Linked DNA regions of Mus musculus: region 1 is linked to region 2. A link is a contact called in ENCODE Hi-C or POLR2A ChIA-PET data. All regions are on one chromosome and are shown on one strand. Each heading gives the region's core, a stretch centred on a gene start or an enhancer-like site at or near the end of the contact. The rest is flanking DNA. Distances are from core to core; before and after follow the strand shown. Region 1 overlaps Maml3 (mastermind like transcriptional coactivator 3). Region 2 holds the start of Maml3 (mastermind like transcriptional coactivator 3).

Region 1 (6,400 bases), core at 2,274-4,773, 160 kb after region 2:
AGAGGCAGAATTCTCCCAAAGCTCACATGTCAACTGACCAGGCCCATACAGTGGTGAACAAGAGACTCTGACTCTGTCTCAAACAAGGCAATGTAGAAGACTGATATCCAATGTTGTCCTCTGGCCACACATGGGGCATGGTAAGTGAACGCCCAGGAAAATGCATGCATGCGTGCACTAATGCACACATGCATGCACTAATGCACACATGCACAGCGTTTTTAAAAAGCGGTGCTTACCTGGAAGGACCCAGGAATCATCTACTTTGACTCCTTCATTTTACAAGTGGGAAAACTGAGTCAAGTCATGGACATTACTTAGCTACTTTTCTGTGTTTGTACTTTTTCTCAATGACATTAGAAGGCCATAAAGAGATGAAACTCTATCTTATATTCTTCAGGATCCCCTGCGATTGTAGTTAACATGGTATGTAAGTGACAGATACTTATTAAGTTCAACTAAATGTAAAAGAAAACTAAATTTTTTTGGTTAGTGCATTTTCTTTTATTTTTTCTTTTTGTTTTTGCTTTTCTTGGTTTGGTTAGGTTTTGGTTTATTGAGAGAGGGCCTCTTTATGTAACAATCTTGTAACTTACTATATTGAACATTCTGGTCTCCAACTCAGAGATCAGCCTGCCTCTGTCTCCCAAGTGCTGGGATTAAAGGCATTCACCACAGTGCCTGGCTGGCTAGTTCATTTTCATAAGAACAGGTATGCCTTTAATACATCAACAACACTTTGAACTCATAAATATTCTGGATGCAGAAAGCCATGGAAAATACTTCTATGTGAATTGGCCTTAGGCTTGTGGAATCTGCTTGTAACTGTGAATAGGAGAATGAAGAATGTCGCTTCTCTAGTCTACCCTTCATAAAAATAATAAAATGATAATTCCGTGTTCGTACATCTGTATCTATTGTTGCTCTTGCTTCAGTAGGATATATCAAAGCAATTGGGATTCAAAATAAATGACATTTCCCCTCCATTTTTGCCCACAAGTGAATGACTCTCATGGCAGGAGTCACCTTTTCCGAGTTGTTTCTTTGGAAAATTAGTAGTTTTGATTCGAGGCACGAACTTGGGATGTTCACAGATGTTGTTGGCCACGCCCCCCCCATTTCTGGAGCTCCAGTTATTGTGTCCTCATAATCTCTGACCCAGCAACACAGCTCTAACTAAGAGGGACGCCCTGTCTCTATCCCAGGAATACTTGCTAAACAAAACAGAGACTTCCAAAAGTCTCTGGTCTAAGACATGAACTTACTACCCCGAACCTTTACAGTTTAGATCCAACCAGACAAATCAATAATACATTTTCCAGTGTTTTAATCCTTGCCAATAAACCGAGCACTGTTTTGAGCTTGGCTCCTGCAATGACCAAAGCCACAGACAGGAGTATGGAAAGTGAATTCCATTTGTCTTGGCTGTGCGTGTTCTGCGGCCAGAGCAAAGCTCCTGGGGTTTGAAATGACTCGTTGGAGGAATCCTGCTTGCTTGGGAACACATGCACTCATAAAGGCCAGTGTGAACGGCCCAGGGTCTGGCCTGATGACTAAGCCAGCTCACTTAGCTGACAGTGGTGTGATTGCAGCAGTTTTAAGAAAGGCAAAATATCCAAAGAGCCAAGTAACTTGACTTACGGTGCACACTAGACTCTTCCTCTGATTAGTCATATGACAGATGAGAACTCGTGGCAACAAATCCTGACGGAAACCGAAAAGGCTGAGTGAATTCATCAGACACAGACTGACTGGAAGATAGTCCAGATAGTGTGTTTATCTGAAAGATAAAATGAAATAGCTTATATTTGGGCTACAGATTCTAGGAAATCTCTTCCCTTTTGTGGCATGTCTATGTCTAAACCCTAGATTCCCCTTGAGAAGTGTCAAAAACTTTGCACGTGTATTTTCATACTTCAGATATAAAGCATGAGTCAAATTTGGTGACCGTGGGGCTTGTTGAACGGACCTATATAGGAAGCAAATCACAGCTGTGAACTGCTAGAAACTGCTTTTTCATGAGGTCTGTAAACTTGTTCCAAAGCCATTTTTGTGATGCGCTAGCTCACAAGCCTTTTGAGCAATGGGCTGGACATCATTTTGTCATAAACCTTAGTGTGTTCTCAGTGTGGCTGCAAGGAAAGGACCATTTTTGTTTGGTTGTTGTTGTTGTTGTTCCCAAATGGATCCCTGGTGCTTGCAGATGTCACAGTTTGTGTATTTGAAGACACCCAAAACAAGCTGCTGAGTTGGCTCAGTGGGTGAAGGGCAACCTTCCACCAAAACCAATGACTTAAGTTGGATCCCTGGAACCTACAAGGTACACAGAGAAAATCGACTCCTACAACACACAATAAATGAATAAATAAATAAAATATAATAAAAAGTCTAAGAACACCTTCCCCCAAAGCCATGCATGGTGATATATACTTGTTATCCTGGGATTAGGGATGGAGGGACAGGCAGATCCCTGGAGATCACTGGCCAGGCATTCTAACTGCTTGGTAAGTTCCAAGCCAGTGAGAGACTCTCAACAAACAAGGCAGGTGGCTTCTAGGGAACAACATTTGAGGTTGACTGCTGGCCTCTTTATACATGTGCACCAATACATGCTAGTGCACACATGCAAGCTATGCAAACAACCCGACAAAAACTCCAAATGTCTGGGATCAAAGGAATTTGCAGCTTTTTCAATGGAGAAATTTGTATTTTAAATTTATAAGCTGCCATGGGTTACCAAATAAACGAGCCAAGCCCACGGCCAATCACCTATTGCCAAAGGGTTGTTCTATTGCTCTTTCCAAGTCAGGGTGACACCATTTTCATGGTGTGATAAAACACATGGCATCTTCATGAGAAATGGCTTCCACAAAGACAGCCAATTTCTAGCTGTGGAGAGAGAACAAGAACGGGAGGAAAGCTAAGCCAATAGGGGAAGTATTTTCTTGACAAAAAGCAAAAGAAAACAGCTAGCAGATTAGAGGTAGAGGCTCAGTTTAGACTATGAATAAGTTTGTCGTGTAGAAATGAGAGAATAAAAACTTTACCCAGTGCTTTGAAGGGGGAAACCCTTTCTCTAGAAGAGAAGTCAGCAAAAGCTGATGAGACCTCTCCCACACACACTCATATGCTTGTGAAATATGTGGCACATTGTGTGTCCCTGCACTATTTTGTAGAGGCAAGGCTTGGCAGGATTTCACTCTAGCCAATATGTCCTTGAACTCACGGTGATCCTCCTGCCTCAGCCTTCTGAGTGCTGGAATTTCGGACAGGAGCCGCCATTCTTGCCTTGTGGCATGGTTATTTTCGAATTTGGGTGATTCATGAATCCTGGAGTTTCACTCCGTGGGTGTTTTGTTGTATTTGTTTCCTTAGCAACAGCATCAAACACAGTGCTCCCTGCACATCTATGAGCAGAAAGGCTGTTGTACTGGTACTGGCATCTGCCGGGTTAGGATGCGGAGCATCTTAGAGTACTGGTCGTTCAGTTTACAGTCCCCAGGGAGGTGGCTGCTGGAGAGAGGCCCAGTGGACTGGTGTGGATTCATAGCCACAGCTCTGTGGGAAGTGTCAGTTCTGAGAGAACACTGAAAAGGGCACCCAGGCTTAAAGGATTGCTTCTTTAAAAACTCTAAAGGAGCATTGGTTTATGAAGATATTAGGAAGCCAGTTCCAAGCTCCCTAAAATATAGAGATTATATTCCAATGCCGCATAGCCTGAGTCAGACAGAATCTGATTAACAATGATAATAAGTGTCTGATTAACAATAATAATAAGCCTACAGCTTAGACTTTTTGTTTGCTCATCTGTGATCTGGGGACATGTCATATGTACATCTATCTAGAAACTTAAAAAGGTTAAAATAGCCAAGCAATATCTGGACTATTGGAAATGGAGTTGTAGTTACAAAGGCCCAGGCCCAGGTCATAAGGTACTTGTAATAGAAAGGAGACCTGGAAGTTCAGTGGAATTTTCTGTAATGAAGGTATGTATTGGAGGCACGTGGAACCCAGAGAACAGACCCAGCTCTGCCTCAAGTTCGCCGGGCTCAGAGATTCCTCCTGGACCATAGTCTTCCCATTGCTGGAGAAAGAAAATCATGTGAAGTTTCTGAGTTTAAGTGACCTGTCATATGCCACCTAAGCTGCCTGAGCATCTCTCAGCTGCCCTGCTGCTCTGCTCCATGTTTCTCAGAAGCCCTGAGCAGTTCTTCACTGACTGCACAGTAGTCCCAGAGCCCACACCACCTCGATTCTCCCATCGATCATACAGCATCCCTCCCCAGCTGCTCTCTGCGTCCCTCCACTCTCCTGCCTTCTAACTGCGCACATAGCTCTTTCTTGCTTACTTTCTTCTCCCTCTCTAAAATCCAACTCATTTCATTCAGAACCTATCTCAAATACCCTCTTCCATGAAGCCTGCTTGGATTCTCCCGGTTCAACTTAATTATGCATTCTATATACTTCACAGTATCTATTTGGAGCTTCTCTGATAACATGTATTCTGCTACCATTATAGTTAGTGTTTGTAGATGCCCTTATTTATTTGCAGGCAAACTCTATTTCTCTTAATTCACCATCCTCTCAAACAACAACAACAACAACAACAACAATCAACCTTGGGCCAGTGAGATGTTTCAGAGGGTGAAAATGCTTCTAATCTGAGGACCTCAGTTCAACCCCTGGGCCCCAAATGATGACAGAAGAAAACTGACTTCTATAAGTTCTTCTTGAACCTCCACATGGGTACTGTGACATGCTCCCATATGCACACACAGAGTAAATAAATAAAAGTATGTCTTAGTTAGGGTTTCCATTGCCATGAAGAGGCACCATGACCAAGGCAACTTCTTATTATAAATGAATTAGGGCTGCCTTGCAGTTTCAGACGTTTAGTCTATGATTGTCATGGCAGGAGATATTTCAGCATCCAGGCAGATGTGGGTCTGGAGGAGCTGAGAGTTCTACATCTTGATCCAAAAGCATCCAGGAGAAGACTGGCATCTCAGGTAGCTAGGATGAAGCTGTCATTGCTCACCCCTGCAGTGACATACTTCTTCCAACAAGGCCACACTTCCTAATAGTGCCACTCCTTGGCCAACCATATTCAAACCACCACAAAAAAAGTGTCTCAAATACTGTGGAGTGTTGTCCCTGGTCTAATGATGCTAGTGGGTTTTTAAATTCGATTCCTTCCTACTTTCTTCAAGATCACATACTCCAATTTGCTCCCAGCACACATCCCTCCATAATTTGTTTAGCTTGGAATGCGTCTTTGTGAGCCAGAGGTGCACAATGGCTAGTGTTGTCATGACTCCCAACACTTAGGCTGACTGAAGACTGAGGAGGAATGTTACATGGAGTGTGCTCTCTGTAGAGTCTACAATGGACCGTATGAATATTTGAAGCGGATTCCGGAAGCCATTTCCTTTGAGGGAGGGTAAGTTGAAATGTAAGAAGCGAAGATTAAGGAGTATTAACATAAAAATCTGTATTGCGGCTTCTTTTACATAAATGTGTTACCATTGTCAGAAGTGACCATTGTTAGACAGCTTTTTAGGGGCCTACGTTTTAATGCCCAGATGAAAAGTTTGTTATGAATTATTGAAATGTGGAATTCCACATGCTTATAAAGGCCCGTGACAAAGAACGCTGAAAGAAGATTGTGTGTGTTCGGGGTTTTTTTGTTTTGTTTTGTCTTGTTTTTCAAGTATAGTGTTCTGATGCAAAGGTGTCAGAAAACAAAAGGGAGTCGGGAGTAAAAAGGAGAGGGACTGGTCCAGGTTTCAGCATTTTAATACTCTGTCTCTGTCTCTGTCTCTGTCTCTCTCTCTCTCTCTCTCACACACACACACACACACACACACACACACACACCTGATGGGCCTAGCATTTTCATTTTCTGGCAGGTTCTGGAAGGTCTGGAATTGAGAGGAGGACGTGAGTCTTCCCCCCCTCTACACTCACAGAGCATTTTTATCTCCCGGTGTATTCAGGGCCCTTGTTTATCATGATCTGAGCTGCCAACCTCTGGGACATCACAAGAGACTTCCCATTGACCTGCATATCAGCCTCGCTCTGTAACTCAGGCCTCCTCACCCTCTCTATGAGCAGCCAGCTGCTTTCTTCTTCTTTCTCTTTCTGCCTTGTTCTCCCTCGCCTCCACCCCACCTCTTACTTGGCCTCTTCACCCATCTTCCTCTTTTTTGTGTTTTCAGGATTGAAATCAGGGCCTCCTGCGTACTGGGCAAGCAAGCACTCTACCACTGAACTCTCTCCTCGGCCTTTTCTCTCTGCTCTTATTCAGGCTGACCTTGAACTCAAGTCATGCTGTAGCTCAAGCAGACCTTGAATTCCAACATCCTCTTCCCTCTGCCTCCCAAGTACTTGGAATAACATG
Region 2 (6,578 bases), core at 1,655-4,154:
TCAGTCCCTCCAACTTCCTGCCTGGGTAAATGAAGGTGCAGTCTTGACTTGGTTATGTAGGTGTGAGGATTAGAGCATGCTTGCTATCACAGCCTTCTCTCTGCAGGGAAGCTGTGGGTATAGACTTCCTTGTGAGACTGTCAGAAAGGCGACTTGCTCATCTCTTTTTAAACATACATACATACATACACACACACACATATCAATCAAATGGTTACTTCTGTATGTAACTTTCTTGGTTTAGTTTTCTTTTTAAAAGGATTTATTTCTTGCTATTTCGCCTGCATGTATGTGCGCTGCATGTGTGCCTGGCGACTGTGAGGCCAGAGGAGGCTGCCAGATCCTCGGGAGCTGGGATTCTAGGCTGTTGTAAACTACCATGCGGATCCTGGGAACCAAGGTACTCTGCTGGTGTTTTGAGCCAGCTCTTCTGCCCCTCAGATTAGTTTTCTGGCTGTCACTGAGGAGCACTAATGATTCGGGAGTTTGTACATCGATTAGATGGATTTCAAAAAAGGAAGGCAACTTTAACAAGAGACCCTCTCCTATTAGGTTTTCCCTCTTATAGCCTTTCACCAAGATAAATAATTTGTTCCCCCTTTTCAAAGCCAAATAATTCAGTGGGTATTAAAGATACAGCTCACCATATAGACCCAATTAAATGAAGAGAACTATAGCTACAGATATCTGATACTATGAGGTTAGAAACAGCATCGCTACTAAACAGTAAAGCCAAGAAATGAAGAGGCTTCTTCATGACTAATGCATAAGTGCTCCTTAAGCAGGAAGGTAAATTACTCAAAACAGCTTCAGGAAGTCCCTGAAACTGACCAGATTCACTAGGCTCCTCTCAGCCAGAGTAAATGATAGAAGCTAAGAGTTGCTCTCAGACTTGGGAAAGAAACTGTTAAAAAAAAAAAAAAAAAAAAAACCCAACTCACAAAAACAAAAACACTCAGACAAGCCAAGCTGCAAAGAAGACTGGGATCAGATCAGCTACTCAGAAGCTGCAGAAACCAGCCAAGCTACCTGGAAGAGGTTTAGGTCAACTGAGGCACCTCCAGGAAAGGACCCAGTCCAGCCTGTTGAGTTGCCTGTAGGCTGTGCAGTGTGCTCCGGGTTTCCAGCTCTTGTGAGCTGTCCCCAGGCTGTGGTGGGCTGTGGTGAGGCAGCTGTCTTTGAGTAATTTCTGCTCCAGTAAGGAACCCCTCACCCATATTCCTGTAAGTAACACCAATGAAACTCATTGGTTCTTTAAGTTGGACCTTTGATGGCATCTGTTCTCTGGTCTGTGGTGGGTTCTCTGTCTGGAATGAGTAGGTGTGTGTATCGCACCTCCCCGGGAAAAGTTTTGTCATACAAAAAACAAGGCCCAGCCTTCTTTTATTCCTGGGTACTTTAGAAAACAGGGCTGTGTTTTTACCCCCTCCCCCCCCCAAATCCATTCAAAAAGCCGTTTCATGAACACCCCACCATCGAGGTCTGTAGCCCAGGGACCCCAGAAGTGCTAGCAATTTCTGCCTTTTCATTTTTGCAGACGTCTCTGGGCAATGGTGTAAGACTGAGCCAAGGGTGTTTGAACTTTCTTGTCAGATGTTCTACTCAGTGTCTGGGTAGATAATGTGTGATAATAATTAACAAAACCTGAGATTACTTCTCTGCAGCTACTCCATTTCAATCGTGCTATTGTGAATGTGAATCCATTGAAATAAAAAAATATATCTAGTGGTAAGCTAAGCCTGCCCCCCACACACTTTTTGGCTTGTTTTTGTTTTGGTCACAACAAACTGTGAAATGCTGTGTTTTTTTTTTCTTTCTTTCTTTCTATAGTTCTAAAGCATGAAATCTGCAATCTTTCCACTTGATTTAGGCAGGACCCTTAATTGCTGCCGTCATTAGCACCTAGTGTTCAAAACAGTCTGTTTAAATGTACTGTTAGTCTCACCTCCAAGTCCCTGCTTGCTTGGTTTTATTTTTTTTCAAGGATAAATAAAACAATAATCGTCATAATAACCACAGTCGTTATGTACAGAGAAATAAATAATATCCCAAGGTTTTGTTTTGTTTTGACTGCTTAGTTCTGTTCATTGAGGAATGGGTACTTTGATGAAATTTCCAGGAGGTAAAGGTGACTGACTGCCCCAGATCTTGACAACCTTGGTTCAAACTCAAGTACCCACCTTAGAGGACTCCACAAAGCTGTCTTCTGACTTCTAAGCGTGCGTGGGGTGTGGCACTAGGCACTTCTTCCCAATAAACAAATAAACGTAAGGAAAAAAAATTATTTGAGTTAAAGAGGGTCCTAGAGTTTGAGCAAGAGTTCACTAGCAGGGTCTTCTCTGGGCCTTGAAAACAAGCCACTCGTTTGCCTATTTCATTTCACATGGGTGGGGATGACAGCTGCTGGGAAGCTGCACTGTTTCTGCCTGGTCATGCACATTTCTGCAATATAATGCATAAATGTATAACAACAACTTGGGCTCGCTGGATACCTCGCTGGGCAGAAGGAAACACAGCCAGCCTGGCGCGTCCCCGCGCACTCGCGCGCGCGCACACACACATACACGCGCGCCGCGCGCTCACTTACACACACACACACACACACACACACACACACACACACACACACACACACACACACACACGGGTCAAAAGGTGATCCACTCCTAAGATTCCCCCCAATCTTTGTTTTCCCCCCTCTTCCTGGCAGGTCGGGGCTTCCCAGCCTGGGGAGCAGCTGGATTGGGGAAGGGGAGGGGGTGGGGGGGCAAGGGAGGCGGGAGTCAGGTCGGTGCGCGCCGCGCCCGCTCCCGCCAGGGGAGAGTCCGGGCCGGGTTTTGCACCGGGTCCCCGGGCTTGTCTCACGGCCTCCAGCCGCCGCCGCTGCCGTGTTTACTGAGCTCGCGCGTCCTGATATCACTCCGCTGGCATGGAGGAGGAGGAGGAGGTGGAGGAGCGCGAGGAGGAGGAGGAGGCGGCGGCGGCGGCGAGCAGTTGATCATTGTGATGGTGGCGGAGGCGGCGGCGGCAGCGGCAGCCTGGCCGAGCATTAGTGGCTGCTCTCCGCGCGGCGTTTCGCAAAGGACTCCAGCGATCTACTTTTGCAGTCGCCTCGGACTGTCCATGTGTTTACTTGCCCAGCCCGAGGACTCGATGTCTAGGCTCCTGTGAAATGCAACTGAGCAGCCAAAGTACTTTGAGAACACGGGGCGGCATAAACACCAAAACTTTTTTGTGGAAGGAAAATGCAATAAGCAAGCTCGCCGTTTTCCGATGCGGCGTGGAGTGAGTGTGTGTCGCGCGTGTCCGCACTGGAGGCACACGCTCGTGTGTGTACATGGGGTGTGTTTTTCGGTACGTAGGGAGAAAATGCTTGCCAACCACCGGAAACCTCCTGGAATTTATTAGAAAATAATGGATTATTAAAAGGAGGCAGGCGAGGAGCGGATCTCCCCTTGAGTTGCAAGCCGATCTGCTGCCGGCTCAGTTTGTTGGGATTCTATTTGTTGATAGGTGTCTGATGGTATTCTGATAACACCCCCTTTTTTTCTCCCCTCGATCTTTACAGTTTTTTTAAGGAAAAAAAACACCCCAAAATCTCTTCCCCCTTTTTTCACCCCGTGGGGATCGCTGTTTTTTCATCCATGTGCTTGCGTCTCCCCCGCGTTCCACTTAAACTATTTTAATCCTTGGACCCAAGGAGAAGGCTGATAGGGGGTGGATTAAAAAAAAAAGTTCTTCCAAAATAGTGTGCCCCGGGAGCAGGATGGGGGATTTCGCAGCCCCCGCTGCCGCCGCGAATGGTAGTAGTATCTGCATCAACAGCAGCCTGAGCAGCAGCCTCGGCGGGGCCGGGATCGGCGTGAATACTCCCAATAGCACTCCGGTTGCTCCGAGTGGCAATCACCCCGCTGCCGGCGGCTGCGGCGGCTCCGGGGGCCCCGGCGGCAGCTCGGCGGCCGTCCCCAAGCACAGCACGGTAGTCGAGCGGCTCCGCCAGCGCATCGAGGGCTGCCGGCGGCACCACGTCAACTGCGAGAACAGGTATCAGCAGGCTCAGGTGGAGCAGCTGGAGCTGGAGCGCCGGGACACCGTGAGCCTCTATCAGAGGACCCTGGAGCAGAGAGCCAAGAAATCGGGCGCCGGCAGCGGCAAGCAGCAGCACCCGAGTAAAACCCAGCAAGATGCGGAGGCTGCCTCAGCCGAGCAGAGGAACCATACGCTGATCATGGTGAGGGCTCACTGGGGTGCGCGTTGGGGTCGGGGGCGTGGAGTTCCTGGCTTGGGGGCTGTGAGGGTCTGATTTGCACCGAGGGATGAGGTGGGATGGAGACGAAGGGTTAACGTCAACTTTTCTCAGGGTAAACGCTTTCGCCGCCGCCGCTACCTGTTAATCTGTCAGGGTTGTCAGATTTGGGGAGGAAGGGATGAGAGGGAGAGAAGCCAGTCACGACTCCAAGGGGAGGAGGGAGCTTTAGTGCCAGAGTGAGGTGCAGGAAAAGTTTCCCCCTCCTTGTCTTAGAAATCGATGCGAACCAGAGTGAACCCAGGAGTAGAAACCACGCTGCTCCTCTCCGCGCCCCGCCTTCACCTTTCTCTGTACCACCGCGCCTCCCCAGATAGGTCCCCTTTCGCCCACCCCTCTCATCACATCCGCCGGGTGCAGGGAGAAATTGATGCTGTCGCACATTCTGAGTGGGCGCCAGGCCCTGAACCCTTAGGAGGGGAAGGAAGAGTCCCTGACTTCCTCTCCTTTGGGCTTGGGAAAGTCTGAGAGTTTTGTGAATGAACTTTGAAGTGGGTGAGAAGCGAGTGAGGGTGGCTGCGCGCGCGTACTCGTGGGGGCGCGCGCGGATGCCGGGCGCGCGAGCGCTGCGCTCGTCGCTCTAGACCCGCGGCTGTGGCAGGGCAGGTGGGGCAGCTGCGAGGGGGTCGAGAAGGAGGCGGGGGCGCAGGGGAGCCAGAGCTGTGCTCTGACCCTGCCTTAAGGCTTAGGCTTGCTCCCTATCCTCTTCTCCAACTTGCCCCCACCTCGCACTTCACCAACTTTCCGGCGACGGGTAACGAGCCCGGAGGAGTGGAGGAAAGCAGGGAGGAGAAAGGCTTAAATGGCCGGGTGGGTGGGTTCGCGGGAGGATGCGCAGCCAATGGCTTAAGTGCTAGGAGGAGGAAGGGGCCGATCCCACCCCTAACCCCGAGGGTGGAATCCTTTCTCTTATCTCCTCTCTAGGGTTCTCTAGCTTTCTTCTCTGGGAGAGGAGGAGGGGGGAGGCCGGAAGCTTGGGAAAGGTGTGTGCACTCCCTCCCCCACCGTGTCGCTAGGTTCGGGGCCCCGGTAATAGCTTTCTCCACGGAGCGCGCTCGCTCTCCCCACCGTGCCTTCACCGGCTGCACGGAACCCGGTGCCGGCCGCCCTCTCCCGAGTGCTTTCTGTTGCGACGCGCACGTTCCGGATCTCGGAGCGCCAGGGGTGGTGCCAGTGTCGCCGGGCGCTCGGGAGGGCGGGCGGTGACAAAGAGCCGGTGTGGGGGAGGGGAAGGCCTCAGAGCTGGCTCGCTCCCGCCCCCCACCCCGCACGTGAAGAGGAACAATTTGTTTATCTTGGGCTTCAAGAATCCTTCCCTCCTCTCTGCTCTCCTTGGCCCCTCCTCCCTGCCCTCCCTCTTCAGTGCGCTCCCGCCCAGTCCCGCCGGCAGCGCCCTCCTCCTCCCCTCTCTCCCTCGCGTGCTTCCCTCTCCACCCCCCACCCCCCCCCCCCGGGCCCTCCTTCCCCTCCCTTTTGGAACGCGGCCGTGGGGGAGGGAGCGGGAGGCGCTTTGTCCGCCTGGCGGCCCTGCGCAGTCCCCGGGACCGCCCAGTGCCTCCGGCCCTGCCCCCTCCGCCGCCCCAGGCCACCAGCGCGGTGGGAGGAAGAACCCGGGTCCCAGAGTCTTCTAGGGAGCTTCTGTCTTAAAAAACAGGAAGCTCTAAACCACGCACACACTGGCTTTTTCCTGATTGTACCCTGAGCTGGGACGAGATCGGGGTCTTGACTGTAGCTGGGGGACCTAGGTGTCATCTGTGTCTCTCGCAGTCCCCTAGTCCCCCTCCCTGCCCTCACTCTCAGTCATGGGAGATAGCGAACCTGAGGCTGTAGTAGAATAAGCCAGGCATCAAGGATTCCATTCTTGCCCGCCCCTCAACCCCCTTTAATGTTCACACACCTTCTGTTCCCAATTGCATCAAAATGGACTTTTTGCGTGAGATCCAAAATTCCCGTCTTCTGATACAGTTTACGACCTTTGGGGATGGATGCTGGGGGCGGGGTACTGAACGACTGTGGAACAAAAGCCACTATCTTTTTTTAGAGACCTGGTTCGAAGGCAAAAGGAGTAGAGTCAGGAGCCAAAAAGTTTTTTCTCTGGGCTCTGTACTCCCTTAACCACCTTTAGGTTGTGGAAGGAAGACAGGGGTGGGGGGCGCCTCTGTGCTAAGACACCCGCAGGTACAGCCAGCCTGTATTCTGAGAATTCCTAGGAGGGAGCTCGCCCAAGACAGTGGTTAACTTCAAAATGAAAATATAATGCTTATTTGAATAG

Evidence for each region. Hi-C counts contacts between places; a loop is a spot of excess contacts on that map. ChIA-PET counts read pairs that join two places held with the same protein, here RNA polymerase II (POLR2A).
Region 1: a loop to region 2 is called in a map of Patski, with 2.4 times the contacts of the local background. The contact joins the enhancer-like site here to the promoter of Maml3 in region 2. A Hi-C loop is called at or near these places in 1 of 37 maps with a recorded cell type or tissue (Patski). POLR2A ChIA-PET finds 5 or more read pairs at or near these places in 1 of 5 experiments (Patski).

What each region holds. Positions count from the first base shown.
Region 1 is chr3:51,938,999-51,945,398 of GRCm38, reverse strand. All of the region lies in intron 1 of Maml3 (mastermind like transcriptional coactivator 3), which reads left to right. Among named protein-coding and RNA genes, the nearest start is that of Maml3, 160 kb to the left of the region's middle. Within about 2 kb of position 3,523, at least 1 of the 3 ENCODE cell types and tissues checked has a DNase peak (open chromatin) inside an H3K27ac peak, as active enhancers do.
Region 2 is chr3:52,101,332-52,107,909 of GRCm38, reverse strand. It overlaps Maml3 (mastermind like transcriptional coactivator 3), which reads left to right and starts at 2,904. Exons shown (of 5, transcript NM_001004176.2): 1 at 2,904-4,231. The coding sequence starts at 3,767.